Regions from separate parts of the Homo sapiens genome. Here all the other regions are linked to region 2. The links are chromatin loops, found by intact Hi-C in ENCODE. Cell type or tissue: right lobe of liver. All regions are shown on one strand. Each heading gives the region's core, and the rest is flanking DNA. Links, peaks and the distances in the headings are about the cores only.

Region 1 (10,140 bases), core at 1,173-9,172, 180 kb before region 2:
ATCTTCACATCGCCTTCTCTGCTCTGTGTGCAAGCCACCCTCTACCTGCATCATAAGGATACAAGTGATTTAGGGCCCACCTGGATGATCCAGGGTCCCCTCCCACTTTAAAATCCTTAATGTAATCCCATCTGCAAAGACTTTGCCATATAAGGTAACGTACACAGGTTCCAGGGATTAGGAACTGATACCTTTGGGGGCCCTTATTCACCTCGCCACAGCGTCCCCGTGAGTACAGAGAGGGAGGGCATCCAGGCCCTCCCCCCAGCACAACCTCACATGCCCTGGGCCCCAGGGCTGCCTCACCCCTGCCTACTCCCTGGACGCTCTTGGGAGCTGGTGTCGGGATGCTGAGTCTGTGTTTGATACATCAGGAGGAAACAAAGTCCAGAGGGGCCTAAGGAGCCCAGGGCCACACAGCACAGAGTGAGGATGGCACCCCTCCTGCCACCACCGTCGCTGAATTGAGTGCTGATTCTGCATGGAGCTTTGCCTGTGCTGCCTGCCTCATGCTCCCCAGGAAAGCGCTATCATTATCACCCTCGTTTTCCTGAGGAGGGAGAAACTGAGGCTGAGAGAGGCCAGTCATCTCGGTGGAGGCCACATAATGGATCCAGAATTGGAGCTGGACAGCCGCCACAACGCCGAGTGTTAAGGAGGAACACAGTTTGCAGCTGCCCCCCACCCCTGCCAGGCTATGGCTTGTCACCATCAGCTCCATGTAAACTAGAGACTAGTGGTAAAACCACCTTTGCAAAAATTATGACGGTGAGAGAAACCTGACAGTTGGCTCCATTTTGCTTCTACCCTCACAAGCTAACCATCTTTGCTCATTCCTGGGCGTAGACCAAGCTAACTATGGGAGAAATTTAGTTTATAGTTTAACTTTAGAACAAAGATGATAACGGTTCCTTCCTGAAATGAACCCCCTCCTTGCCTGGGGACAAAAACCACCTTTGTAAAGTTAACAAATTAGCCACAAGGTTAGAATTATGGTTCTGGAGTCAAGTAGCCAGAGATCACAAGTTTGTAACTTCCTCAGTTGCTTCTATAGATGACATCATTAGGATAAAACCAAAGACTGGTGTTTGAGGTATTTTTCAGAACTTGCATTCTGAGGCACCAGCTGGTGCCGCCCAAACCCATAACCCATACAAAGAAATGGACTCACCCAGTCCTGTGACTCTACCCAGGAATTGACTCAGAGCAAGAAGACAGCTCTGGACCCTGCAATTTCACCCCTGAACCAACCAATCAGCATTCTCCATTTCCTAAGCCCCACCTGTCAAACCATCCTTTAGAAACCGTAGCCTCCAAATTCTTCTGATGGGCATTTGGGTTGGTTCCAAGTCTTCGCTATTGTACATAGTGCTGCAATAAACATACCTGTGCGTGTGTCTTTATAGTAGAATGATTTATAACCCTTTGCATATATACCCAGTAATGGGATTGCTGGGTGGAATGGTATTTCTGGTTCTAGAGAAAGGATATCTTTAATAGGGCAAAAATGCAAACTGTAACAGAAAGCGTTGATACATTTGACTACATTACAAAAAGGAATGTACACTTATGCAAAAATATTTGTAATACATATAACTGACAAAAGACATACACATTTTTATACATGTTGTCTTTCCTAAGAATCCTATGACACAATAAAAATGATAAAAAACCAAACAGAAAAATGGGCAAAAGAAATAAACAGAGATGCACAGAAATAGCACAAATGGCAAATAAATGAATGAAAAAGATGCTCAACTGCATTAGTGATAAGGGAAATGCAAATTAACCAAAATGAAATGTCATTTCCAACCCATCAGGGTGGCAAGAATTTTAAGTCAGAAAAGAGTAAACTGGCAGGGATGAAGAGCGATGAGCTTTCTTCTGCTGCTGATAAAAGTGTAAATTAGAACAATACTTTGGAGAACAGCTTGGCGTCTCCTAGATAATTTTATTTTATTTTTTTTAGGACAGAGTTTCACTCTTTTTGTCCAGGCTGGAGTGCAGTGGTGCGATCTTGGCTCACTGCAACCTCCACCTCCCGGGTTCAAGTGGTTCTCCTGCCTTAGCCTCCTGAGTAGCTGGGACTACAGGCGTGTGCCACCACAACTGGCTAATTTTGTATTTTTAGTAGAGACGGGGTTTCACCATCTTGGCCAGGCTGGTCTCCAACTTCTCACTTCAGGTGATCCACCTGCCTTGGCCTCCCAAAGTGCTGGGATTACAGGTTTGAGCCACCGTGCCCAGCCTCCTAGAGAATTTGAACATATATATCTATACCCTATCACTGAGAAATTTCATGACTAGCTATATAGTCAGAGCCTAAACACAGGTGATCTCTGTTTCCAGTGTGTTTCCATACACGCCTGGGACACGTTCTGTAAAGACAGAACGACCCCAAGTATGGGTCCTGAAAATCTTCCTCCAGGTTAGAGGGCACAGATTCTAGTAGACCCTGGGACATAGTCCTCCACTCCTCATTTTATGCCATCAGCTTGCTCCAACATACACAACATCAAGTGCGTCATTCCTTGCGTTTTCAAATAAACATTTCCTATTACAGAAGCAAAAGAGGTTTCAGAGAAACTGAAGGGGATAGAGTTGTTGCTACCCTTTGAACTTAATTGCTCACACCACTGTTGACAGAAAAAGCCAAATTCTGTGAAATATTTGAAGAGATTTGTTCAGAGCCAAATGTGAGAGCCATGACCTGTGAGTCAGCCTCAGGAACTCCTGAGAACACGTGCCCCAAGGGGTTGGTCTACAGCTTGGCCTTACACGTTTCAGTTTCAGGGAGATAGAAGACATCGGTCAATACATATGAGGTATACAGTGGTTGGGTCGGAGAGCCAGGACAATTTGAAGCAGGGGACTTATGGATCACAGGTGGCTTCAAAGGCTCTGATTGGCAATTGGTTGAAAGAGTTAAGTTATTGCCTAAAGACCTGGAATCAGTAGAAAGGAATGTCTGGGTTCAGATAAGGTATGGGGTTGTGAAGACCAAGGTTTTTATTATGTAGATGAGTCTCATAGGTGGCTGCCCTTAGAGGCAATAGATGGCAAATACTTCCTGTTGAGACCTTTCAAAGATTATCAGGCTCTCTGGAAAAGACCCAGTAAGGGAAAGAGTTTCTCTAAAAAGGCAAATTTCCCCCACAAGAGGCAGCTGTGCAGGACCATGTCAAAAACATATTTTGGGGTAAATACTTTGATTTCCTTCAGGGTCTGCTATCTGTCATGTGACACTATATTAGAGTCAGGTTGGAATTTTGGTATCTTATTGCTGCAAAGAGTCTGTTTGTCCATCTTAAGGTCTCCGTTTTAATGTAATGCTGGTCAGCTGTGCCTGAACTCCAAAGGCAGGAGGGCTTATAACGAGGCGTGTCTGACCCCTCCCTTCCCATCATGGTCTGAACTAATTTTTCAGGTTTCTTTGAGTCCCTTTGGCCAAGAAGGGGGTCCGTGGGTCCATTCAGTCCGTCGGGTGGCTTAGAATTTTAGTTTTGGTTTACACAACCAAATCAAGTAACAGCAGGAGCGATTCGGCCTCAGGGTTGCTGAGATTCAAAAGCATCAGGTCAGGATCTCCCTCTGAACCGCCCCACCAAGGCTCAGGAAACTGGGGTACATGGCCACTGGTTCCTGTGGGCTGTTCCTGGGGATGCAAGCTCTCCGGCCCTGGCCAAGCAGGCAGCTCTGCCCAGAGAATGCCAGCAGCAGAGACAAAGGCTCCCGAGGCAAGAGGCCCACTCTGTGCCTGCTGCTTGCACGACTCGGATCCACTCAGCCCCGCATCCACCTTGTCCTGTGACTGATTCTTCACCTCGGTGGCTGGTTGCACCCTCTCTAAACAAAAATACACAGTGGGGTTGGCGGGACAAGTCTAAGTACAGTCTCCACCCTGGCGCTGATCTCAAGGCTGTGAGTAATGTCCCTCACCTCCTTCCTCACCACTCATTTTAGACCCTCCTTACTCTGGGACGGCAACGCAGCTGGGCTAGGCTGTTGGTTTCTGGGATGGCTCAGACCTTTATCCTCGAAGGGTCCAAGCTTCCGGTGACCACAGTTGCTGCAGCGGCTCCTTTCCTGCCATCACCAGGCACGGGAGCAGCACTTCCTGTCCATCAGATGGGTTAACACGGTGTCTTCACTACCAGGAGCCCGCACACTGTTCTGTGGAGTGTCAAGAACCTTAAAGTTCCTTCAGAAGAAGTGATCGAGAGCAGGGTAGTTAACAAGATCACGAAGTGCACTTTAAAAAACAAAAAACTCTTCATTGCATTTATTTTAGTGCTGAATTTATTCCTGTGCCATAAGTTTTTGTTTCCTCAGGGATATCTTTTTCTTGTGGGCAATCTTCTGGTTTAGGAACAATTTGTTCCTTCGCAGTAAGGATCATTTCGATGCGACAGGGAGAGCTCATGTATGGGTTAATCCCACCATGAGCTCTGGAGGTCTGGTGGCACATCTTAGGTGCTTTGTTCACTTGGAGGTGCTCAATGACCAGAGAATCTACACCTAAACCCTTCAGTTCAGCATTGCTCTCTGCATTGTTAAGCATATGCAGCAAGCATTCAGCACTCTTCTGGGGCCACCAACGTTGTGTCCAGCCCCACTGCTTGGCCTGGGCACACCTACCAACTCCCTGACTGTAACGTTGGAATGGCACACACTGCTTCTGTAAAGTGACATCTTTCAGATCCTTAGTGGCTTTTCATATATGCATACCCCTGATGACCTGGGCAGTTTCACAAGTGTTCCAAGGTGACCACGAAGATTTGAACCTCTTTGCATGATTTTGTGGGGTTTTCCGGGTTAAGTGAATAGCGAATCATTTTCACAGATTACCTCAGGAGGTTTAGGGGAAGAGAGAACCCAAAAATGTGCACGTCTGTCTGTCCTAGGTGAATGCAGACACCCTCCATCCTCCATCCCCAGTGGGAGTGGATGCATTCTTTTTTTTTTTTTTTTTTTTTTGAGACGGAGTTTTGCTCTTCGCTCTTGTTACCCAGGCTGGAGTGCAATGGCGCTATGATCTCAGCTCACCACAACCTCCACCTCCTGGGTTCAAGCGATTCTCTGGCCTCAGCCTCCCGAGTAGCTGGGATTACAGGTATGCGCTACCACGCCTGGCTAATTTTGTATTTTTAGTAAAGATGGGGTTTCTCCATGTTGGTCGGGCTGGTCTCAAACTCCCGACCTCAGGTGATCTGCCCGCCTCGGCCTCCCAAAATGCTGGGATTACAGGCGTGAGCCACCACGCCCGGCCTGCATTCTTTAGCTCGGTTGGCCGTCCGCCAAGCGCCAGCCAGGGTGGACCTCTTCCAGTAGATGCCACCTCTGCTGCAGCGGCTGTGACTGAGGCTACCACTTGGTTAAGTTTATGGCCGTCCACTCTCATTGCCATGAGCCTCTTTTATACTGTGGGAGATGAATAAATAGAAATGCATCTTCATGTCTTTGAGGATGGCCCGATTCTCTGCCCTCTCACCCGGCATGGCTTCCCATCTACTATCTTGACTCAATGAGGAAGCACTTTCAGGGCCTGCCACTGGTGTGTGCGTGCACCCATAGGCAGGGAGGTGTCTGGGCGGGGAGACAGAGACAAAGGCAGAGAGACAGAGAGAGACAGAGAGAGGGAAAGATGGTGTAAGTTGGGGAAAGGGGTGGGTGTGGCTTAGATGCCCACATGAGCAGAAGGTGACTGCCCTGTCCTTCGGCCTGTCCAGCAGCTGGCAGCCAGCTCACCGCTGAGCAACTGGATGGGAGTGGGAGGGTGTGATGCCGTCAGGAGTTCAAAGGAGCAGCTGGCTTGTTTAGAGAATATGGGGTGCTTTTTCCTGGATGGAGGCTGAGATCCAGAGGGACCAGGCCACAGAGCTCTCCCGGAGCATTCCCACAAGCCAGCAGCCGAGCAGGGTAGAGCCGTGGCATCTGCGTGAGGCCCATCCCATCCTGTCCAGCATGGCTCAGCAGGGTCTTGCTGGCCAGGGGTGTCAGGACTGGGAACAAGATGTTGCTGATTTCCATTTGCTGCCCCTGCACTTCCCCACACAGCCCAGAGCACAGCAGAAAGCAGCTGGTGTTTTGCTTCCTTTCCAGCAGAGGGAGGGAGCAGCTTGGTGAGGACAACTTGCCCTTGAGGCAGGGAAATGTGATCAGCACCCCCCACCTCCCTTGCCGGAGTGAGCTGCAGTAATTGGTTTTCCTAGAACAGCTATCCAACCCAAGGCGAAGAAACACCCAAACCAAAATGTCATAAAACTTACTGCGTTTAAAAACAATTATCAGGGCTGGGCGTGGTGACACACACCTGTAATCCCAGCACTTTGGGAGGCCAAGGCAGGTGGATCACCCAAGGTCAGGAGTTTGAGACCAGCCTGGCCAACACGGGAAAACCTCGTCTCTACTAAAAATAGAAAAATTAGCTGGGCATGGTGGCGGGCACCTGTAATCCCAGCTACTCAGGAGGCCGAGGCAGGAGAATTGCTTGAATCCGGGTGGTGGAGGTTGCAGTGAGCCGAGATTGCGCCACCGCACTCCAGCCTAGGCAACAGAGCAAGTCTCAAAAAAAAAAAAAAAAAAAAAAAGAATTGGATAAAGGTTGCTGCGCTAAAAATCAACAAAAAGATGACCTATTCTTCATAGGTTTCCATACCTATTTCACTATTTAAAAATTCCAGGAATTCAGGCAAAGTATGAAGGCAGCTGCCGCTAATAACACAGGTGCAATGCCTGCTGCATAACCGGGTGCTTTCTCTCCTCTCACCTCCTGGAGTTTTCTCTACAACAAACAAACTCCTGAAAAATAATGGTAAAGCCATCCGACAGCATCTAGAAATCTTGGAACATAGTGCTTTAAATATGATTCACAAAGTCAAATGGTAAGAATTGCAAAGTTTAAAAACAATTTATTTGTGCTCCATTTTCCTGTGCATAGCATAGTCAACCAGATGTTAATTACAAAACTGACAGCCAGCGCTGGGCTCACTTTAGGTATAAAATTAATTTGCCAGCGACACATATCCAATTGCAAGGTTGTGCTAAGTAGGTCGTAACTATATTTAGGACCACACAGAAAGGAAAAAGTGATTGCTCAATTCATCACTGAAAATGAGATGGAAACTTCATGGAACTAAGATCTAAACTTCGGCGAAGTGCTCCAAATCCAAACTGTAATTCTCAGAACCAGGTAGTTCAAAAAAACATACCACAAATTGCATTTGAAGAAAGCACATTCTGCCCATTCAGGCTTAAAGCAGTAAGGCATCTTTTAAAGAAGAAAAACTGCCAACAGAATGAATCACTGTTGTTAGTTAAAATACAGAAGTAGTCGTTTCCGTTTCCATTTACTATCCTGTATATCGCTGCTTTAAGATGCACCCAATAGGCCAGGCACCGTGGCTCACGCCTGTAATCCCAGCACTTCGGGAGGCCGAGGCAGGCGGATCACGAGGTCAAGAGATCGAGACCATCTTGGCCAACATGGTGAAACCCCGTCTCTACTAAAAATACAAAAATTAGCCGGGCGTGGTGGCACATGCCTGTAGTCCCACCTACTTGGGAGGCTGAGGCAGGATAATCGCTTGAACCGGGGAGGCGGAGGTTGCAGTGAGCTGAGATCACCGAGATCGCCACTGAACTCCAGCCTGGCGACAGTCTCAAAAAAATAAAAAATGCACCGAATAGTTCATCCTGGGCTCTCACGTTTAGTAATTACGAGTGCAGAATCTGCATAAGGAAATCGATTAAATACTTAAGACGTTAGCCCTTGCCTTTTACCTATTATAGTAACTTGGAAAGCTGCGAAGGTAAAGAACAGCTTTCAGGCCTCGGGCGCTGGGGCCGCGCTTCTGCTCTGCACCCGTGGGTCTTGGGGAACAAGGCCTGGGCACCGGAGGGACTCGAGGCAGCGCGCGGGTTAGAAGCGTCCCGGCAGGCTCAGTTCCCGACGCGGCCCCAGTCCTAGCCTCCCTCCCCGCGCTTCGAGGCTGCCACCAGGGCCATCTTTTTCTGGATGGAGTCCAGGGGACAACAGAAAACTTCCCAACACTCCACCTCCTCCTCGGGCGGGACCAAGGCCTCCGTCTCGCGCACCGCCTGCATGAACACCCGGTCCACCATCCGCTGGCTCTTGGCCATGACCTCCGGGAACGGGGAGCGCCCCTCGCGGCCCCGCGCCGTCAGCACCTGGCGCCCGTCGTCCGGGTCGGCCTGGGTGCCCACCAGCACCCGCGGGACGGCCCCGGGTTCCCACGGCCGGCGCAGGCGCTTGCTCGGCGGCCTCACGGCCCGGAACGAGGCCTCGCTGCACACGCCCGGGAGCACCGCGGAGCCGTCGCCGTGGCGGATGTCCAGGTCCTGGAGCGTGACCAGGTGCTCGGCGCCCGCCGCGTCCACGACCTCCAGCAACGCGGGCGCCGCGTTCGCCTCGATCTCCTCGCGGAGCCGCTCCTCCGCCCACGCCGCGCACTGCTCGGGGAGCGGCCGCACGCGAACTGCGTGTCCAGCGTGGTCCTGCCCACTCCACGCTCCCCAGCAGCACACCCCGGCAGCCCTGGCGGGGCGCGGGACCAGCCCGCAGGGTCCGGGACGCGGCGGGGAGGGGAGGGGAGGGAGGAAGGGTCCTGGGAGGGCGAGGACCCGCGCGGGGGTCTGGCCTGGGGCGGGTCGGGAGGGGAGGGGAGGAAAACGGGGGGCGGGGGAGGGCGGGAGGAAGGGGCCTGGGAGGGCGGACGCGCATCCCACGGAGCCGGGGCGGAGGAGGCGGTCGCGCCGCGGCGACCCCCGCCAGCCTTGGCCCGGACCCGCGCCCTCCTGCTCTCCCTGGTTCCCTGCCCGCACAGTGCCCGCCAGGTGCCTGCCGGGTCCGACCAGATCTAATCTGGAACCAGCTCCAGTGAGAAAGAAAAACAAGTTGGCCGGGCGCGGTGGCTCAGGCCTGTCAATCCCAGCACTTTGGGAGGCCGAGGCGGGCGGATCACGAGGTCAGGAGATCGAGACCATCCTGGCTAACACGGTGAAACCCCGTCTCCACTAAAAATACAAAAAATAGCCGGGCGTGGTGGCGGGCGCCTGTAGTCCCAGCTACTCGCGAGGCTGAGGCAGGAGAATGGCGGGAACCCGGGAGGCGGAGCTTGCAGTGAGCTGAGATCGCGCCACTGCACTCCAGCCTGGGCGACAGAGCGAGACTCCGTCTCAAAAGAAAAAAAAAAAAAAAGAAAAAAAGGAAAAACAAGCATACATCAAATCTGTGAGAAGCAGCTAAAGCCATTTTTAGGGGCAAATTTCAGTTTCACATTTTTTATAATGGAAAAGAAGAGGAGCCAAAAAAATCAGTGAGATAAATATTCATCTCGAGAAGTCGAAAGGAGGCAGGGTGAGATGGCTCACACCTGTAATCCCAACACTTGGGGAGGCTGAAGTGGGTAGATCGTTTGAGCCCAGGGAGTTCGAGACCAGCCCTGGCAACATAGTGAGACCACGTCTATGTTAGTCTGTTCTCACGCTACTATGAAGAAATACCCGAGACTGCGTAATTTATAAAGGAAAAAGGTTTAACTGACTCACAGTTCCGCAGGGCTGGGCAGGCCTCAGGAAACTTACGATCATGGTGGAAGGAGAAGCAAACAAGTCCTTCTTCACATGGGGGCAGGAAGAAGTGCTGAGCAAAAGGGGGGGAAACCCCTTATAAAAGCATCAGCTCTTGTGAGAACTCATTGACTATCCTGAGAACAGCAGCATGGAGGTAACCGCCCCCATGATTCAATTACCTCCCACTGGGTCCCTCCCATGACACACAGGGATCATGGGAACTACAATTCAAGATGAGATTTGGGTGGGGACACGGCCAAACCACACCACCATCTCTACAAAAAATACAAAATTAGTTGGGCATGGTGGTGCATGCCTGTGGTCCTAGCTACTCAGGAGGCTGAGGTGGGAGGATCACCTGAGCCCAGGGAGGTCAAGTCAGCAGTGAGCTGTCATTGTGCCACTGTACTCCAGCAGCCTAGACGACAGCCTAGGCTGTCTCGAAAAAAAAAAAAAAAAAAAAAAAGGAAGAAAAATATCCAGTAAATTAATTCCAAATAAAGTAGAAGAAAGTAAATAACAATTAGCTGGACAAGGTGGTATGCA
Region 2 (8,000 bases), core at 1-8,000:
CTGCTTGGACAGGAAAACCGAGGCCAGCCTGAAAGCACTGCTAGGGGGCAGACGAGGGGTGTGCAGGGGCGCTGGTGCCTCCACTCTGAGGGCTCTGGCCTGAGGTGGGGGACACCTCCCAAAGGCCCTGACCGTGAGATGGGGCTGTGACCCTCGCCCCTTCCCCGCACCCCTGCAAACTGTATGCAAATGTATGCAAAGTGCCGCCCTCCCACCTGGTTCCCTCCACCCCCCAGCCCCACAGGCGCCCCAGTCCCTGTTCCACCTGATCCAGAGTGGGGAGAACCACTCCTGCCAAAAGCCCTCCCGGCGCTAAGGCCCTAGTCACTGCCACCACTCCCCACACAGAGGCGAGCACCGAAGGGCAGTCATGCCGCCCCTACCAGGCCCTGGAAGGTGTCGCTGATGGCCTGGGCATCCAGGCTCATCTTCTGGGAGCCATGCATGCGCTCCATGCCCCGGAACCGCTCCCGTGGCCTCAGCGCCCGCGCCAGGTACTCGCGGACCACGAACCGGTGCACCTCCTGCAGAGTCTCCTGGGCGGCCCAGGGTCAGGGTCAGGGTCAGGGTCAACAGCCCCAATCCTGGGCACAGCCCTGCCAGGGCCCTCCCCCTTGTGGTACCTGTGCCCGCGGCCGGGCCACACGCTGGAGATGACCGGCGAAGGTCACCACCTTGTCCATGAGGGGATGCAGCCAGTCCTGCGTCAGCCAGTCCCTGGTGCACACAACCCTGAAGAGCGGCTGGGGACAGAGGGGCTGGGAGTCTGCAAATGTGCACTACGCCCGCAACGTAACCCCTCCCTCGAAGCCCAGTGTGCCACTCCTGACCCCTTCCCTCCTGGGTTTGGGGTGCCATTCCCTCTCCTAGCCACAGGTTATGTCACGAGCCCTTTCCCAGAATGCCTCTCCCAGGCCCCAAGCTCTAGGGGCAGGGTTTGAGTCTGTGCAGTCAGATCTGCTCAGGGCATGCCCTGGAGAAGCCTTGAGGGACTGGGTGAGGACCCTGGGCCTGGATCCGTGGACCCACCATCCCAGGCTTCGGGGGTGACCACTAAGAGCTGGAGACTGAAGTGAGAAGGCAGGCGTCTCCCAGCCGCCCCTGCTCAGCTGGGACCTCACCTGGGTCCCCTGCCCACTACCCTACACACACACCCATGAGCTCACCCTGGAATAAATGAATGCTGTGACCTGGGCCCCCAGGCTCTAGGAAATAGGGGGTGCCTGCTGGGCATGGGAAGTAGGGAGAGAGGGCCTATCACAGTCACCTGCAACTCACGCTGCAAGCCCTGAAGCAAGTGCTTCTGGAAGCTGCAGGTGGCCGTCACCAGGGGCTTCTCCAGCTCCTCTTGGGTTCCTGGGAACCTGGAGAGAAGACTGGTCCTGGGGAGGGGCCAGGACCAGCGATGAGGTGGGCAAGGGAGACCAGGCTGGGGAATAGAGCCGGGCACACAGCTCCACTCACTTAGACTACAATGTGAAGGGCAGCCCGTGGGGCTCCCCATTGTAGCTGTCTGCGAGCAGAGTCAAGTGGGGGACAGCACAGAAGCCCAGGGAGCCAGTCACAAAGGGGTGGGTCAGGGGTGGCTGACCCGTTCCCCTCTGGCAGCTCTGGGACAGACCTTCCATCCCTCTTGGTGATAAACAGTGCGGCATAGCCATGCCTGGAACATACCCTACCCTGAGCCTTATAACTGCCCCCTGAAGGTGACCATGTCCCTATTTCACTGTTGAGGAAACTGAGGGCCAGGCTATACGCAGTCCCCGCAGCCAGGGACACAGTAGAGCAGGCTGGAGTTCCATCAAGGGTTTGGCCAGAGGCTGCCTACCAAGGGGCAGAGAACGCTCCCTGGAGCTGAAACCCCAGGGTCCCAGCACCAAGGACAAGCCTGGCACAGATTAAGGACGAGAGTGTTGGAGAAGCAGTGCCTGATGGTCATGCTTTGGATTTAGGCAGGCCTAGTTCAAGTCCCAGCTCCACCACTTCCTGGCTACGTGGCCACGGGCAAGTGGCACCTCCTTTCCAGGCCTGTGCTCTGCACCTGTGCGTGGGTATACTGCGCTTGGGATGAGACGTGTCAGGCAGGGAAGGCACCCACAAAGTGCCTGGCACTGAGAAGTGCTCACAAAGAGCCAATGGGAACTGAGTCCCCTGAGGCACAGAGGTCCCACACCACCCCAGGGAGCAGGTGCTCTGATCCTATTTGACAGGTGGCAAAAGAGCCACAGAGGGGAGGTGGCTTGTCCCGGAGCACACAGCCAGCAGGTGGCACAGCTGTTCTTTGAAGTCAGACAAATGAGAAGTACTTCGGGACACTAAAATTTACACACTTTTAAAAAAGGATAAACCCAGATGGGGAGGCTCAGTCTGTGCCTCTGGCGCTGCCGCATCTGCTGAGGCCTGGCCTGGAGCTGAGGGCACGGAAGGCCAACAGCTACTGCCAGCCCACAGGGAGGGCGTCTGCCTTCTGGGGACACAGAGACCCAGACCTCACCCCAGCAAAGCCCAGGGTGCAGGCTGAGGGAGGCTTCCCAGAGAAGGAGGTGTCCCAAGATGGAAGAAATGCTGCCTGGGATGAAGGGAGGGAAAAATGGAGCCCAGGGCAGCAGGCAGGGAGCTGGAACCCCTCGGCCTCTGCTCAGCCTTGAAGAGCCATCCACACTCCCCCAGGGCCCCTGCTCGGATGGACACACACACACAAGACACACGCATCTAGGCTCTGACACACACACACCACTCAGCTCCACCCCTACACGCACATGCATAAACACCTCTTAGCTCCAACACACACACACACACACACACACAGCCCTCAGCTCTGCCAAACACGCACACACACAGCCTCAGCTCTCCACGCATGCACACACAGGCACACACCCTCAGCTCCATCACACACGCACACACACCCCCCAACTCTGCTACACACACACGCACACACACCCCTCAGATCCACCAACACACAGACACAAACACACACACACACTCCTCACCTCTGCCCCCTCCACGCGCGCGCACTCCCCTCCATCCAGGTTCCCGGCGCTCGCGCGCCCCCTGCTGGCCACGCTGCGCCCGCACAGGAGCGGGCGAGCCCTACCTGAGCTCCTCGCAGGCGTTGATGTAGGCGCCCAGGTGCGGCTCGCTCACCGCCTCCGACGCCAGAAAAGCCTTTTCAAACCTGGGGCGGGATACACAGAGCCTTTGGGGACCCTCCCTAGCTGCGCGATGACCCTGGGTCCACCCTCCCAATCAGGTCCCTACGCAGACTCCTCCCTCCCACCTGCAGAGCGCACCCGGCCAGGTCGCTCCCCTACTGAGGATGCGTCCGCACCTGGGCACGAAGAGGCCGAGCGCCCGCGTGCAGATTCGCAGGGTGGTGGCCTCCAGCTCCGCGGAGATGGCGCCGGCCGCCTTCACGTGCTCGGCCACGAGCTGCGAGCGAAGCCCCGCACTGAGCGTGCCTCCCAGCCCCCGACCTGAGGCCGCGGGTCCCCTGGTAGCCCCCGCTGCGCCTCCAGCCCGCCCCGCTGTGCCTGTCAGTCTTGGCCCCTCCAGCTTTCAGCCGCCCAACTGGAGAGTCAACTCCCGCAAACTCCCATCCAGCAGCCTCCCTGCCCGTCGGCGCGCCGGGGGTCCCCGATTTCCCCCCGCGTGGGGCCTCAGGCTCCCATCTAACGGAAGGGTTGGTTGGGACTGGATAGGAATTCGTTCTGGAAATCGCCACCGTGTGCGTGAGGCTTGAACAGACGCCCCTTCTCAGCCCCTGCTCCCGGGCCGCACCATATGGACGTCCATGGACAGCGGCGCCTGGTAGAGGCCCTGCAGCACCTCGGGGACCTCGGCGGCCGCCCAGTGACTCTGCTCCAGCTGCAAGATGCTGTCGAAGCAGCTTGCGATCTTGGCCTGGGGGGAGAAGGGATGGGCCGTGGTGAGACCCTCCCAGACCCCGTCCCGCGCCGTCCGGGATGAGGGCCGCCCTGTCGGGTCACAAGCCCGCGCCGGGGGCCACAGGGTGAACCAGAGCCAGCTCTGGCCGCCGATAGCCTGGGCGCCGCACATCCCCCCAGGGCCCGCCCCCTCCAGCCTGGCCCGCCCAGCCTGACCCGCCCGGCCTGACCTCCAGGAAGCTGGTGTAGTCGCTCTCCAGTCGGGCCCACACGTCCGGCGCCAGGAGCGGAGGCAGCGGCTCGGCGGGCAGCGCCAGCCCCGGGGCGCCCAGGAAGTCAGGACTGGAAGACAGGGCAGGGGGCTGGGGGCGGGAGCGGCTCTGATGCGGCAGCCGCTGCCCCTCTTCTGGCCAGGCTCAAAGTCTAACGCCAATCCCGAACCTGGGCATCTGTACACACACACACACACACACACACACACACACGCGCGCGCGCCTCTAGGCTGCCATGCCACACCCCCTCCCGGGAAGCCTCTGACAGCTGGGTTCCTGCCTTCCTGCAGAACGCTGAAGGACGGCTACCCAGATGGCACTCCGCCCTCTCCTCAAACACAGCTCAGGAATCGGCCACCCTCCAACCCGCAGCACGGAGGCCCACAGCAGGGCGGACACGGGTCTGACCCCACACAATTTAAGGAGCAATTTAAGGAGTGCGGGACTTCAGGCAACCTCCCCCACCTCCGTGGGCGCTCCTGCCGGTGGGGCTGGGAACCGCTCCGCGGGGAAGGCAATCCATCCTCATCCCAGGCAGAGAGCGGGAGGTGGCCGCTCCCCGCAGGCTGTACCCTGAACCCAGATGCCCGTCTGGCCTAACGGGGTGCCCTTTTCTTTTTTCTTTTCTTTCTTTCTTTCTTTTTTTTTTTTTTTTTGAGACAGAGTCTTGCTCTGTCGCCCATGCTGGAGTGCAATAGCGCGACCTCGGCTCACTGCAACCTCCGCCTCCCGGGTTCAAGCGATTCTCCTACCTCAGCCTCCGGAATAGCTGAGATTACAGGTGCGTGCCACCATGCCCGGCTAATTTTTGTAGAGACGGGGTTTCACCGTGTTGGCCAGGCTGATTTCGAACTCCTGACCTCAGGTGATCGGCCGCCTCAGCCTCCCAAAATGCTGGGATTACAGGCGTGAGCCATGGCGCCTGGCCAAGATGTGCCCTTTTCTGATGCGCCCAAAGGCACCTGGTGGAACCAGCACAGGCCCTGCTCCCATGGGAACCTCCCCGCGGAAACTTTTCAAATTCTGGAACTGTGTATGGGTGACCCCTAGAAAACCTGGGGCGGGAGCGCCCCACGGCCTAACCCGCCGAGGAAAGCATGTCGAAGCCCTCGGCTCTCAGCCCTCTCCCAGGGAGGGAACAGAGAAGAAAGGTCCGGTGCTCCTCAAAGCCGGCTCCCCAAGGCCTGCGGAGGAAGCGGCAGCTGTCCTCGCCACTGGGCGCCCTGGCCGAGACTCACCTGCCGTAGACGTTGGCGGCCCAGTCCAGCAGGATATAGAGCTGCTCGCAGCCGCGGGCGTCGCGCGCGAGCTCCTGGAGGCGCTGGGCCACGGCGCTGTGGAAGGCACGCAGATAGACCTCCCACGCTGGGAAGCCGGCCGCCGCATACGCGGGCTGCACCTCCTGCCGCACCTTCTGCAGGTCGCGGCGAACCAAGCCACCCAGCTCGGCCAGAAGCTGGGCCAAACCCGACGCGCCCTCCGCCTCCCCGAAGGCCCACCCCGCGCCCGGCCGCCGCACGCGCTCCTGAGCGCTTCGCCGCACCGCCTCCTCCCAGTGCTGGCGCCAGCGGCGCGGCGTGCGCAGGAAGTCGCCGTCGTCGGGGGGAGAAGGGTGGGCTTCCTCCTCCGCGCTCACCACGCGGGCCAGCTCGGCCAGCGCGGCCGCGTCCACACCGTCGCTGTCCAGCGTCTCGCGCACGATGGCGCCGATCTCGGCTGCCAGCCCGTCGTAAAGCAGGCACACGTCCATAGCGCGCCGCGCGAAGGCCGTAGGGTCCTGCTCAAAGGTGCGCGAGGCCTTCTCGGCCACCAGCAGCGTCTCCAGGCGCAGAAGCTGTTCGAAGGCCGCCAGCAGTTGCCGTTCAGTAATGAGGTCGGCCACGGATTTGCCTTCTGCACAGGCGGGCGAGAAGGGCGGTGAGAGGGACCGCCCCAAGACCCGAACCTGGACGAAGACCTGCAGGCCACGGCTCAATCCATCGGGGCTGGATTGTCTGTCCTCTGCCAGATGCCCCAGCACAGCTGAAGGCCTGCTCCAGGAACAACAGGCCCCAGCTGCCAGGAGCCCTCCCTTAGAGTCACCTTTGAAGAGGCAGAACCTGGGGCCCCAAGCCTGGCTGAACAGAGCAATTTGGGTCAACCCCTACCTTCCGCCTGGATCCCACACCCACCTTCCACTCCCGGCTGAGCCGGACCTGATAGCCTCATGCTCAGCCCTGATTGCAGGTCTAATAGGGTCGGAGCTCAGGCAGGGCGTGTCCTGCCCGTGTCCAGCTTTACATTCCTGCTGCTCCCCACTCTCCGCCAGCCTCCACCCGACAAGAGCTCTCCACCTCCATGTCCCCCTCTTCCCACCCCAGTGTATCCTCCTCTGGGCAATCCCCCTGACCTCCCCTCCTGGTACCTCTGCGAGCCTTGCACCCTCTGCAACCCTGTGATCAGCTGTGTGCATGGCCCTAGTTTGACCAGGAGCCAGGCTGTGAAAGGCCATGGAGAGGTGGGGATCTAGGGCCATGCATATCTGGGTTCAGGTCCCATTCTCCACGCTGTGAGACTTGAGGCAAGTCACTCCACCTCTCTGAGCCTCACTTTTCTTATCTGCCCAATGGGGGGGCTCCCATTGCAGAGATGCTGCAAGAATTTAAAGTGCAATTGTCCAGCTGGGCATGGTGGCTCACGCCTGTAATCCCAGCACTTCAGGAAGCCAAGGCAGGAGGATTGGGTGAGCTCAGGAGTTTGAGACCAGCCTGGGCAACATAGCAAGACCATATCTCTACAAAAAAATAAAAACAAATTTAAAAAATTAGGCCAGGCACAGTGGTTCACGCCTGTAATCCCAGCACTTTGGGAGGCTGAGGGGGCGGATCGCGAGGTCAGGAGCTCAAGACCAGGCTGGCCAATATGGTGAAACCCCGTCTTACTAAAAATGCAAAAAAAAAAATTAACCAGGTGTGTTGGCACGCACCTGTAGTCCTAGTGACTTGGGGGCCTGAGGCAGAAGAATCACTTGAACCTGGGAGGTGGAGGTTGCAGTGAGCCAAGATTGCGTCACTGCACTCCAGCCTGGGTGATAGAGTGAGAGTCAGTGTCAAAAAAAAAAAAAAAAAATTAGCCGGGTGCAGTGGCTTACACCTGTAGTCCCAGCTACTCAGAAAGTTGAGGTGGGAGGATCGCTTGAGCCCAGGAGGCCAAGGTCGCAGTGAGCTGTGATTGCACCACTGCATGCCAGCCTGGGTGACAGAGTGGAGACCCTGTCTCAAATAAATAAAGAATTGCACATGTTCGGGGGCAGGGTTTGGGGAGCTAGGGAGGACAGCCTTTCCGGAAACCTCAGCTGAGCTGCCCTGACCTCTGGCCCGTTTCCTTTCATGCTTCGTGTTGTTTCTGAGGCCCTTACCTGCCTCGGGTTTCAGTTCCTCAGACGCTGCCCCAGTGGATGCCTGCTGGCTGACACCATTCATGACCCCCGAGGGCACCTCAGGAGTGGCCTGGGAATGGCCGGTAGCTGGGCCGTCATTCAGGGCTTGCCGGAAGGACCGGAACAGGGAGCAGGAGCTTCGCCGGAACAGGCCCGTATCTTCCTTGGAGACCTGGGTCAAAGCCCGCTGGCTGGCCCGGGAGAAGGCCTGCCTCAGGGAGCCCAGGCCCAGCCTTGTGCCATCCTTGCGGTGGGCATTGGGCTCTTTCCTGCTGCTTGTTCGCCGGGAGCCCTGAGCTGGAGTCTGTGGCTCCTCAGCCTCCTTGGGACTCTGCAGCTCCGGCCCAGGAGTGTCTGTCTGTGGTGATGGCATCTTGGCAGCAGGAGAGCTGGGGGCAAGAAGGAGTGGCCATAGGAGCAGATGCA
Region 3 (10,140 bases), core at 953-8,952, 190 kb before region 2:
TGGCTGGATTTATCCACAGCATGGTCAGGTTTTTAAGCTGATCTTCAACACTTAAGGAAAAACTAGGTTTTTAAGTGTAGAACTTTAATACCTTAAATATATATATTTTAAAACCGAAGTAACTGCCACTAGTCATTTATGTGCACAGAAGTCTTTCTTTCTGTTTTTTTTTGGCTCACTGCAGCCTCCGCCTCCTGGGTTCAAGCGATTCTCCTGCCTCAGCCTCCTCAGTAGCTGGGACTACAGGTGTCTAGCACCATGCTTGGCTAATTTCTGCAGTAGAGACGGGGTTTCACCATGTAGGCCAGGTGGTCTCAAACTCCTGACCCCAAGTGATCCTCCCGCCTCAGCCTCCCGAGGTGCTGGGATTATAGGTGTGAGCCAGCACACCCGGCCTGCAGAAGTCTTTTTTTTTTTTTTTTTTGAGACAGAGTCTTGCTCTGTCGCCCAGGCTGGAGTGCAGTGCCGTGATCTCGGCTCACTGCAAGCTCCGCCTGGCGGGTTCACGCCATTCTCCTGCCTCAGCCTCCCGAGTACCTGGGACTACAGGCACCCACAACCACGCCCGGCTAATTTTTTTTTTGTATTTTTAGGAGAGACGGGGTTTCACCGCATTAGCCAGGATGGTCTCGATCTCTTGACCTTGTGATCCGCCCGCCTCAGCCTCCCAAAGTGCTGGGATTACAAGCGTGAGCCACTGCGCCCGGCCAGAAGTCATCTTTAAACATCTTTAAACCTCTTCCTGTGGCATCCGCAGGCCCTTGAGATGCTCATCCGAATCTGCTCACCCGTGGGCCTTGGAAGGAGGAGGCTGAATTCCTCCCAGCTGTGGCTTCCCCTGTGGAATGGGATACTCCAGGTCTCCTGGCCTAAGGAAGCGGGGGCTGGGACTCACTGAAGGCTGTAACATTGGGTTGGGGGTTACAACCAGCAGTTTTAAAAAAACGGAGTAGAACTAGGGTTACCAGGTGAATTACAGGATACCCAGTCATATCTGCATTTCAGATAAGTAACTTTTTTAAAGTGTGTATGTCCCAAATATTCTATGGGGTGGAACACACTAAAAAAAAAGTATTTACCTGAAATTCAAATAGCAGGTGTCCTGTATTTGTATTGCTCAATCTGGCAATCCTAAGTAGAATGGAAGAGAAAGTGTGGGAAGGGGCCAGGGCGTGCAGGGGAAATGTGATTGCCTGTGCATTTGTGGGCATGTATTGTAAATACCCACGTGTTTCTTAACTGTGGGTTGGAGCCAGCAGTGAGAAGCCGCTGTCCCTAGTGGTTGTGAGGGCTACGTGTGAGGCTGCCGCAAAGCCGCTTAACAGCGCCCGGGGAGTAACGGGGGCTCACGCCTGTAATCCCAGCACTTTCGGAGGCCAAGGCGGGTGGATCACCTGAGGTCAGGGGTTTGAGACCAGCCTGGCCAACATGGTGAAGCCCTGTCTCTACTAAAAATAAAAAAAATTAGCCTGACATGGTTGCACGTGCCTGTAATCCCAGCTACTTGGGAGGCTGAGGCAGGAGAATTGCTTGAACCCAGGAGGCGGAGGTTTCAGTGAGCCGAGATCGCACCACTGCATTCTGGCCTGGGCGACAGTGAGACTCCATCTCAAAAACAAACAAACAAACAAAAAACCCAGAAAACAGTATGTAGTTTATAGGATAAGGATATAAAGAAAAAATATATGGCTGGGCACAGTGGCTCACACCTGTAATCCCAGCACTTTGGGAGGCCGAGGCGGGAGAACTCCCGAGGTCAGGAGTTCGAGACCAACCTGACCAACAGGGAGAAACTCCATCTCTACTAAAAATACAAAATTAGCAGGGCGTGGTGGTGCATGCCTGTAATCCCAGCTACTTGGGTGGCTGAGTCAGGAGAATCGCTTGAACCCGGGAGGCAGAGGTTGCAGTGAGCCGAGATCACGCCATTGCACTTCAGCCTGGGCAACAAGACAGAAACTCTGTCTCAAAAATTAAAAAAAAAAAAAAAAAGGAAAGAAAATATTTTTATACAGGTGTACAATGTGTGTTTTAAGCTAAGTGTTATTACAAGAGTCCAAATGTTTTTTAAAAAGTAAAAGGTATATAAAGTTAAACCATTACAGTAAGTTAAGGCTAATTTGTTATCAAAGAAAGAAAAATATTTTTTATGAACTTAGTGTGGCCTAAGTGTCAGTGTTTACAAAGTCTACAGTAGTGGCCAGTAATGTCCTAGGCCTTCACATTCACTCACCACCCACTTGTGACTCACCCAGAGCCACTTCCAGTCCTGCAAGCTCCATTCATGGTAAGTGCCCTAAACCTGTGTGTCATTTTTTACTTTTTATGCCATACTTTTACTGTACCTTGTCTATGTTTGTATCTGTTTAGATACACAAATACTTTTTTTTTTTTGAGACAGAGTCTGGCCCTGTCACCCAGGCTGGAGTGCAGTGGTATGATCTCAGCTCACTGCAATCTCCACCTCCTGGGTTCAAGCGATTCTCCTGCCTCAGCCTCCCAAGTAGCTGGGACTACAGGCACCTACCACCATCCCCAGCTAATTTTTGTATTTTTAGTAGAGATGGGGTTTCACCATGTTGGCCAGGCTGGTCTTGAACTCCTGACCTCAGGTGATCCACCTGCCTCGGCCTCCCAAAGTTCTGGGATTACAGGCGTGAGCCACCATGCCTGGCCTAGATCCACAAATATTAATACTTACCATTGTGTCACAATTGCCTACAGTATTCAGTACAGTCCCACGTTGTACAGGTGTGTAGTAGGCTGCCTCATCTAGGTCTTTGTCATGATGTTCACGCAGCCACGAAATTGCCTAATGACACCTCTCAAAATGTATCCCTGTTGTTAAGCAACACATGACTGTATACATAGATACATTTGAAAATAAATTTTTATTTAAAAAGAATATTTGTTTAGAAATAATATTTATTTTAAAAGAATGACAAAGCCATAACATGTTAACATTAGTCATTATTTTTAAATGAAAAATAAGTATGTTCTGAAACCACAACAACAAAGTTAACAATAAGGGTGGCATTAGTTTTCATTTTTGTCAATATCTTTATGGTCTGGCTTGATAGGAGACAGGTAGATTCTCATATCTGCTTCTGCATGAGTCTGTTGTGATACGTTGTTTTGGTTGAAGTTTGTGGGGAATATTCAGCCGCTCACAGACATGCTGTTGGAAAAGGATGAGTAATTCAATACAGTCTTTAGATAGTTGTGACTATCCTTCTTTGATACCACACCAAAACTGGAGATGTTTAAAGATTAGTTATCATGATTATTTAAAGATTCTTTAAAAGATGAGTTATAATCAAAGATTGGTTAAAATGTGGATTAAAGGTTAGTTATAATGTGGATTCGAGATTATAATCTTTAAACTGAAAGGGTCTTGTACATTTTCATTTACTTTATGTATATGATGTGAAGTAGAGCTCCAACTTCGTTCTTCTGCAGGTGGCTCTCCGCTCTCCCAGCTGAAGAAAAGACTGTTCTTTCCCCACTTCACCCTCACATTTGGGGGTCAATTGATTTTGATGAGAGTGCCTTGGCTCTCATCAAAATCAACTGACCCCTAAATGTGAGTTTCTTTCTGGAATCTCAGTTCTATTGTATGGGTCTATATGTCTGTCTTTATACAAGCACACACAGGTTTGACTACTGTAGCTTTGTAGTAAATTTTGAAATCAGAAAGTGTGAATCCTCCAATCTTTGCTCTTTTTCAAGATTTTTTTTTGGCTGTCTGGGTTCCTTGAGTTTCTACATGAATTTTAAGATCAGCTTAATTCCTACAAAGAAGCCAGCTGAGACTCTGATGGGGATTGTCTTGAATCAATGTTCTTTTTGCTATAACTTATAGAGTAAATTAAACAACTGAAGGAAGGTCCCTGTGAGCTGCAGTCCCGGGAGAAGAGGAAACCCTTCAACATGGATTCTGGAAAGAACAGCCTTGGCTTTCTTCTGAACAAAAAGTTCTGGCCCAGCTGGACCCGGGGTGGGCACCGGGAGTGCAGGCTGCTAGTCCTCTCCTGCCAGCTTTGCGAGGCGTGGGGAGCACCTGCAGCATGGCTCACCTGAACCCAGTCCCCAGGCCCATGGCCTCCGAGAGATGAACACTGGCTGCCCAGAAGCAGGTGTGGGTAGGAGGGCAGAGGGACTGCCCGCAGGCGTCCCTGGGCTCCCTGGCTCCTTTCTGCTGATGTGCCGCCTCAGTCGGACAGAGGTTTCAACACACTTGTACCCTTCTCAACACAGGCCAGGCGTCTCCGGGGCCTGGAAGAAAACCAAGGTCAGGGGATCTCCTAGTTCAACAAGGGAGAACAACATGTAAGGAAGATAAAAATTAAAGCCGTGTCGGATGTGAGACACCCAGGGTCTCATATGACAAGACGCGAGTGGACTGCAGGCTGGGGCGGAGCTGTGGAGAGGGAAGACCCGGGGTGGGGCCGGGGAGAGGGGAGGCCGGGGCGGGGTGGGGGTGAGCAGTGGGATCCAGGAAGGTTCTCAGAGGAGAAGATGCCCACCCACACTGGGATTACAAGGAAGATAGGAATTTGTCAGAGGGCAAGGGGACAGCGGGAGGGAGTGACCAAGGGGGTCAGCAGGGGCAAAGGCCAGGAGGTGGTCACAGTATAGGTGTGTGTGGGGATGGAAGGTGTCAGCACAGCTGAGGCTGGGGAAGGGACAGGCAGGGCATCCCCGTCCTCGAGAGCCAGGCCAGAGCACTCGGGGACTGTCCTATGGCCAGCAGGAACCTGAAGGGCTTAGGAACATCCCCTGGCAGCCAGACACAGGATGGAGGGGAGGGCGCGGGACGGTGAAACCCTCTTCTTCTGGAACTCAGCCCCTCTGTCTGGGAGACACAGGAAGGAACTGCCAGGGCTGTGGACTTGCACAGTCTTGCCTGAACTATCTCATCCCTGGCAGTTTTGTTTGTTTGTTTTTTGTTTGTGTTTTAAAGATAGGGTCTTACTCTGCCACCTAGGCTGGAGTGTGGTGGCACAATCATGGTTCACCGCAGCCTTGGCCTCCCTGGCCCAGGTGATCCTCTCACCTCAGCCTCCGGAGGACCTGGGTCCACAAGCACACACCAGCACACCCAGCTAATTTTTATTTTATTTTATTTTATTTGTAGCGATGGGGGTCTCACTATCTTGCCCAGGCTGGTCTTAAACTCCTGGGCTCAAGTGATCCTCCTCCCTCAGCCTCCCAAAGTGCACCTGATATTACAGGCATGAGCAGCTGCGCCTAGACCCTGGCAGCCTTTTGAAATGGAATGTATCTGTCACCATCTTTGCAGATTAGGAAGCCAAGGCTAAGAGAAAAGAGTGACTTCTTCAGGGTCACCCTGTCATCCATGTCGGTGGGGAAAACCCTGGACAGCCCCACGCTACCCTGATTTCTTTCCCTCATCTCTGTCCTCAGACTGGTCAGCAGGGCATGCAATGCCCACCAGAGGGCACCAAAGGCCAGATTTGCCGTGCACTCCCACACCGTTTTGAGTCTCAGATGCGGCCTCCATTGATTAGAGTCTCAGATGCGGCCTCCACTGATTGAGTCTCAGATGCAGCCCCATTGATTGAGTCTCAGATGCAGCCCCTATTGGTTGAGATCCCCAGGTGCAGCCTCCACTGATTGAGAGCTTCACATGCAGTCCCCATTGATTGAGAGTCTCAGAGGCAGCTCCCATTGATTAAGTTTCAGATGCAGCCCCTGTTGATTGACTCTCAGATGCAGCCCCCATAGACTGAGAGCCCCAGAGGCAGCCCCACTGATAGAGAGTCTCAGATGCAGCCCCCATTGATCGAGAGTCTCAGATGCAGCCCCTATTGATTGAGTCTCAGATGCAGCCCCTGTTGATTGAAAGTCTCAGGTGCAGCCCCCATTGACTGAGAGTCTCAGAGGCAGTCCCCACTGATTCCCAGACACAACCCTCAATGACTCTCAGATGCAGCCCCTATTGATTGAAGTCTCAACTGCAGCCTCCATTGATTGGCAGTCTCAGATGCAGCCCCATAGACTGAGAGCCCCAGAGGAAGCCCCATTGAGAGCTCCAGAGCAGCCCCCATTGATAGTCTCAGATGCAGCCCCCATTGATAGAGAGTCTCAGATGCAGCCCCCATTGACTGAGAGGTTCACACGGAGCCCCCACTGAGTGACAGCTTCAGATGCAGCCTCCATTGATTGAGAGATTCAGATGTGGCCCCCATTGATTGAAAACTTCAGAATCAGCCTCCATTGATTGAGAGCCCCAGATGCAGCCTCCATTGAGAGCTTCACATGCAGCCCCCATTGCTTGAGTGTCTCAGATGCACCCCCCACTGGTTGAGAGTCTCAGATGCATCCCCCATTGATTGAGAGCTTCACGTGTAGCCCCCATTGCTTGAAAGTCTCAGATGCAGCCCCTGTTGATTGAAAGTCTAAGATGCAGCCCCCAATGACTGAAAGTCTCAGAGGCAGTCCGCACTGATTCTCAGACACAACCCTGAATTACTCTCAGATGCAGCCCCTATTGATTGAAATCTCAAATGCAGCCCGCATTGATTGAGAGTCTCAGATGCAGCCCCCATTGACTGAGAGGTTCACATGGAGCCCCCACTGAGTGACAGCTTCAGATGCAGCCTCCATTGATTGAGAGATTCAGATGCGGCCCCCATTGATTGAGAGCTTCAGAATCAGCCTCCATTGATTGAGAGCCCCAGATGCAGCCTCCATTGAGAGCTTCACATGCAGCCCCCATTGCTTGAGTGTCTCAGATGCACCCCCATTGATTGAGAGCTTCACGTGCAGCCCCCATTGCTTGAGAGTCTCAGATGTACCCCCCGTTGCTTGAGAGTCCCGGATGCACCCCTCATTGATTGAGAGCTTCACACGCAGCCTCCATTGATTGAGAGTCTCAGAGGCAGCTCCCATTGATTAAGTCTCAGACACAACCCCTATTGATTGACTCTCAGATGCAGTCCTCATTGACTGAGTCTCAGATGCAGCCCCTATTGACTGAGAGTCTTAGATGCAGTCCTCATTGATTGAGAGTCTCAGATGCAGGCCCTATTGACTGAGTCTCAGATGCAGCTCCTATTGACTGAGAGCCTCAGAGGCAGCCCCATTGATTGAGAGCCCCAGAGCAGCCCCCACTGATTGAGAGCTTCAGATACAGCCCCCAGTGATTGACAGCTTCACATGCAGCCCCCAGTGATTGACAGTTTCAGATCCAGCCTCCATTGCTTGAGAGCTTCAGATGCAGCCCCCCATGATTGAGCTTCATTCACATGCAGCCCCCACTCTGGATTCTCCGCTGAAGGGTCACCCTGGTAGAGCCTTAAGAGAATTGAAGCTCAGGTCCAGGTGGCTCTGCGGCCCTCCTTCTGAGTCTGAGGTGACAGGGTAGGTGAGGTTGGCCACAGAAGGGAGTGCATTAGGCCCAGAGGCTGTGACTAAGGAGGCTTTGGTGCTCCTTCTCTCCCTAGACTTTTGCGAAACTCTTCGAAGTCCTGGAGAGGCTCTGGAGTGTGGCTACTTGGAGCCCTGTGTCTGTGGGGAGCCGCTGCCTAGATCTAAGCACGGTCTGGCTAGAGCTTCCCACTGGACAGTGGCTGGTCAGGGGGAGTTTGTTGGCTCCCACCCCGGCCCCCGGGCAGCACATATCAGCTGGCCTGGCTGGGCCTTGGGAGGACAGAGGATGCTCATTCCTCAGGACTAGAGGAGCCCTGTGGTGCCTCCCTCCCGCTCTAGCTGGGAGATGGGCAGAGCTGGACTGCACCTGCTGCTGTCCCCACTGTGACCAGGCTTTTGGGGTGGACAAGAGGGCTCATCCCCTCCATACCCCTCCCTGGAGCCCCTCCCAGGTCCACGTTGTGGGACTGGGCTGTGACAGGACTCTGGCCAAAGAGATGTGTGGAGACATCACAGGAAAGGGGCTGGTGAAGTTGGGGGCTACCCATGGGGTCCTAAGAAAGGCTGGTGCTTTCCTGCCTTGGGCTGCAGTCCCAGCATGACATGAGGTGTTGCTTCCTGCCATGAACCAAAAGGCAAGAGGCTTGCCAGGGAGAGGCTTGGAGCCTGGATTCTGTTTGGTCCACGGAGTTCACCAGTCTCAAGACCACCTGGTTAGTTCCTGGTGGTGAAAGCATCCTGGAGAGGCATGTTCTCACTCAGGGAGATGGTTCAGGGGTGCAGGTGCCCCAACACCCTACCGCTCCCACGGACTCACTTTGCTGGTGGGGGCTTACCCCCTACAAGGCCAGCTGCATAACCAGAGTGCTGCGGTGCCCACCCTGCTCCTGGTGAGTCAACAGAATCCTGACAATATTGCCCAAGTCATCTACAAATCCAAAGTCAAAGTCTTCCCTATCAATATACCACTCAGGTTCTTTGATGAGCTCAGTAAATACTCTAAAAATGGAGGAAAGACTACAGCCACAAATAGCTAAGCCAGCTGAAAACGCGGAATCCCAGATGTGAAGACACACTAGGAAGCGTCCTCGGAGGAGCAGCTTTTGGGAACAGGAGCAAGCCACCCGCAGAGTGGGGTGGGGCCGGAGCAGGGCGAGCATTGTGAGAATATCACACGATCCCACCATGGGCAAGGAGTGAATCTTTTTTTTTTTTTTTTTTGAGACGGAGTTTCGCTCTCGTTGCCCAGGCTGGAGTGCAATGGCACAATCTTGGCTCACCGCAACCTCTGCCTCCCAGGTTCAAGCTATTCTCCTGCCTCAGCCTCCCTAGTAGCTGGGATTACAGGCACCCACCACCTTGCCTGGCTAATTTTGTATTTTTAGTAGAGATGGGATTTCACCACATTGGCCAGGGTGGTCTCGAACTCCTAATCTCAGGTGATCCACCTGCCTCGGCCTCCCAAAGTGCTGGGATTACACATATGAGCCACTGTGCCTGGCCAACGAATGAGTCTTTTTTTTTTTTTTTTTGATGGAGTCTTGCTCTGTCACCCAGGCTAGAGTGCAGTGGTGTGATCTTGGCTCACTGCAACCTCCACCTCCCGGGTTCAAGTGATTCTCCTGCCTCAGCCTCCTGAGTAGCTGGGATTACAGGTGCCTGCCACCATGCCCGGCTAATTTTTGTATTTTTAGTAGAGACGGTGTTTCACCATCTTGGCCAGGCTGGTCTTGAACTCCTGGCCTCATGATCCACCTGCCTTAGCCTCCCAAAGTGCTGGGATTACAGGCGTGAGCCACTGCACCTGGCCAGCAGTGAGCCTCTTAAGCAATGGTGTAGAACAGTAGTCCCCAACCTTTTTGGCACCAGGGACTGATTTCATGGAGGACAATTTTTTCCATGACTGCTAGGGTGTGGGGGATGGCTTCAGGATGAAACTGTCCCACCTCAGATCATCAGGCATTAGATTCTCAAAAGAAGCACTCAACCTATATCCCTCACATGTGAAGTTCACAATGGGGTTTGTGCTCCTATGAGAATCTGATTTGACAGGAGGCAGAGCTCAGGCGGGAATGCTCACTCGCCTGCCACCCACCTCTTGCTGTGCAGCCTGGGTCCTAACAGGCCATGGACTGGTACTGGTCCACAGCCTGGGTGTTGGGAACACCTGGTGTAGAAGACTGGATCTCTAACTTAGTGGGAAAATAATGGATCTTTACTTAACCTCACATACAAAGCAGGACTCTAGAGAAAGTAAAGTTCCAAATGTCAAAGGTAAAAATAGGAAGCTAGAAGAAAATGTAAAAGAATTTTTGTAAGATACAGGCAGAGAAGGTCTTGTTATACCAGGATTCAAATGCCTAACCCATTGCTTCTCGGGCTTCTGGCTAAGATCAAGTGTCGTATCAAATGCATAATCCATAAGGCCACAATCATTGTAAATTACATCGAAACTAAGATGCTATTGTCCAGGGACACCAGGAACAAATCGGAAAGAGATATGAGAAAAGGCAACGATAATTGCAGTATCTAAAAGAGATATGCAATTAATTGCTCTAGAATGAACAGAAGCGTCTGTGAGTCAGCAAGACTGACGGAGGGACGAAGCCAGGGTAAGGGAGGAGTCTGCACCCCCCATCGCCAGGTTCTCCAGGCAGCCACAGCCACAGGCTGTTTAGAGCCTGGGGTCAGTGGGACCCAGGAGGAGGCTGCTAGGGTTGAGGCCGGTGGAGCTGCCCCTGCGGC

Evidence for each region. Hi-C counts contacts between places; a loop is a spot of excess contacts. Peaks named below come from ENCODE experiments on the same cell type or tissue, not always from the same donor. Only the 100,000 strongest peaks of a DNase experiment are listed, where the experiment ranks them.
Region 1: a loop joins it to region 2, with 3 times the contacts of the local background. A loop is called at or near these places in 100 of 110 quality-filtered maps.
Region 3: it touches region 2 in a loop (4-fold over the local background); 100 of 110 quality-filtered maps call a loop at or near these places.

Annotation. Positions count from the first base shown.
Region 1 is chr14:103,277,628-103,287,767 of GRCh38, reverse strand. It overlaps the pseudogene RAP2CP1 and the pseudogene RPL17P4. Among named protein-coding and RNA genes, the nearest start is that of EIF5, 52 kb to the left of the region's middle. RefSeq lists enhancers at 1-634, 4,761-5,558, 5,982-6,276, 5,559-6,357. In right lobe of liver, for the core only: a CTCF peak has its summit at 6,092 (motif pointing right); DNase peaks (open chromatin) are centred at 2,737, 5,737, 6,117, 6,507 and 1 weaker place; H3K4me3 peaks cover 1,115 bases; H3K27ac peaks cover 5,353 bases.
Region 2 is chr14:103,100,167-103,108,166 of GRCh38, reverse strand. EXOC3L4 (exocyst complex component 3 like 4) reads right to left here. Exons shown (of 12, transcript NM_001077594.2): 2 at 7,554-7,963; 3 at 5,395-6,049; 4 at 4,115-4,226; 5 at 3,778-3,900; 6 at 3,329-3,429; 7 at 3,095-3,175; 8 at 1,268-1,382; 9 at 624-743; 10 at 384-536. The coding sequence starts at 7,947. Among named protein-coding and RNA genes, the nearest start is that of EXOC3L4, 9.4 kb to the right of the region's middle. RefSeq lists a silencer at 2,825-2,984 and an enhancer at 2,859-3,609. In right lobe of liver, for the core only: CTCF peaks have their summits at 610 (motif pointing left), 2,243 (motif pointing right), 3,082 (motif pointing left) and 4,632; DNase peaks (open chromatin) are centred at 556, 3,026, 4,386, 7,356 and 1 weaker place; H3K4me3 peaks cover 3,559 bases; H3K27ac peaks cover 5,935 bases.
Region 3 is chr14:103,288,300-103,298,439 of GRCh38, reverse strand. LOC105370686 (a long non-coding RNA gene) reads left to right here. Exons shown (of 3, transcript XR_944246.2): 3 at 3,863-4,366. Among named protein-coding and RNA genes, the nearest start is that of EIF5, 41 kb to the left of the region's middle. In right lobe of liver, for the core only: a CTCF peak has its summit at 5,442 (motif pointing right); DNase peaks (open chromatin) are centred at 2,249 and 5,469.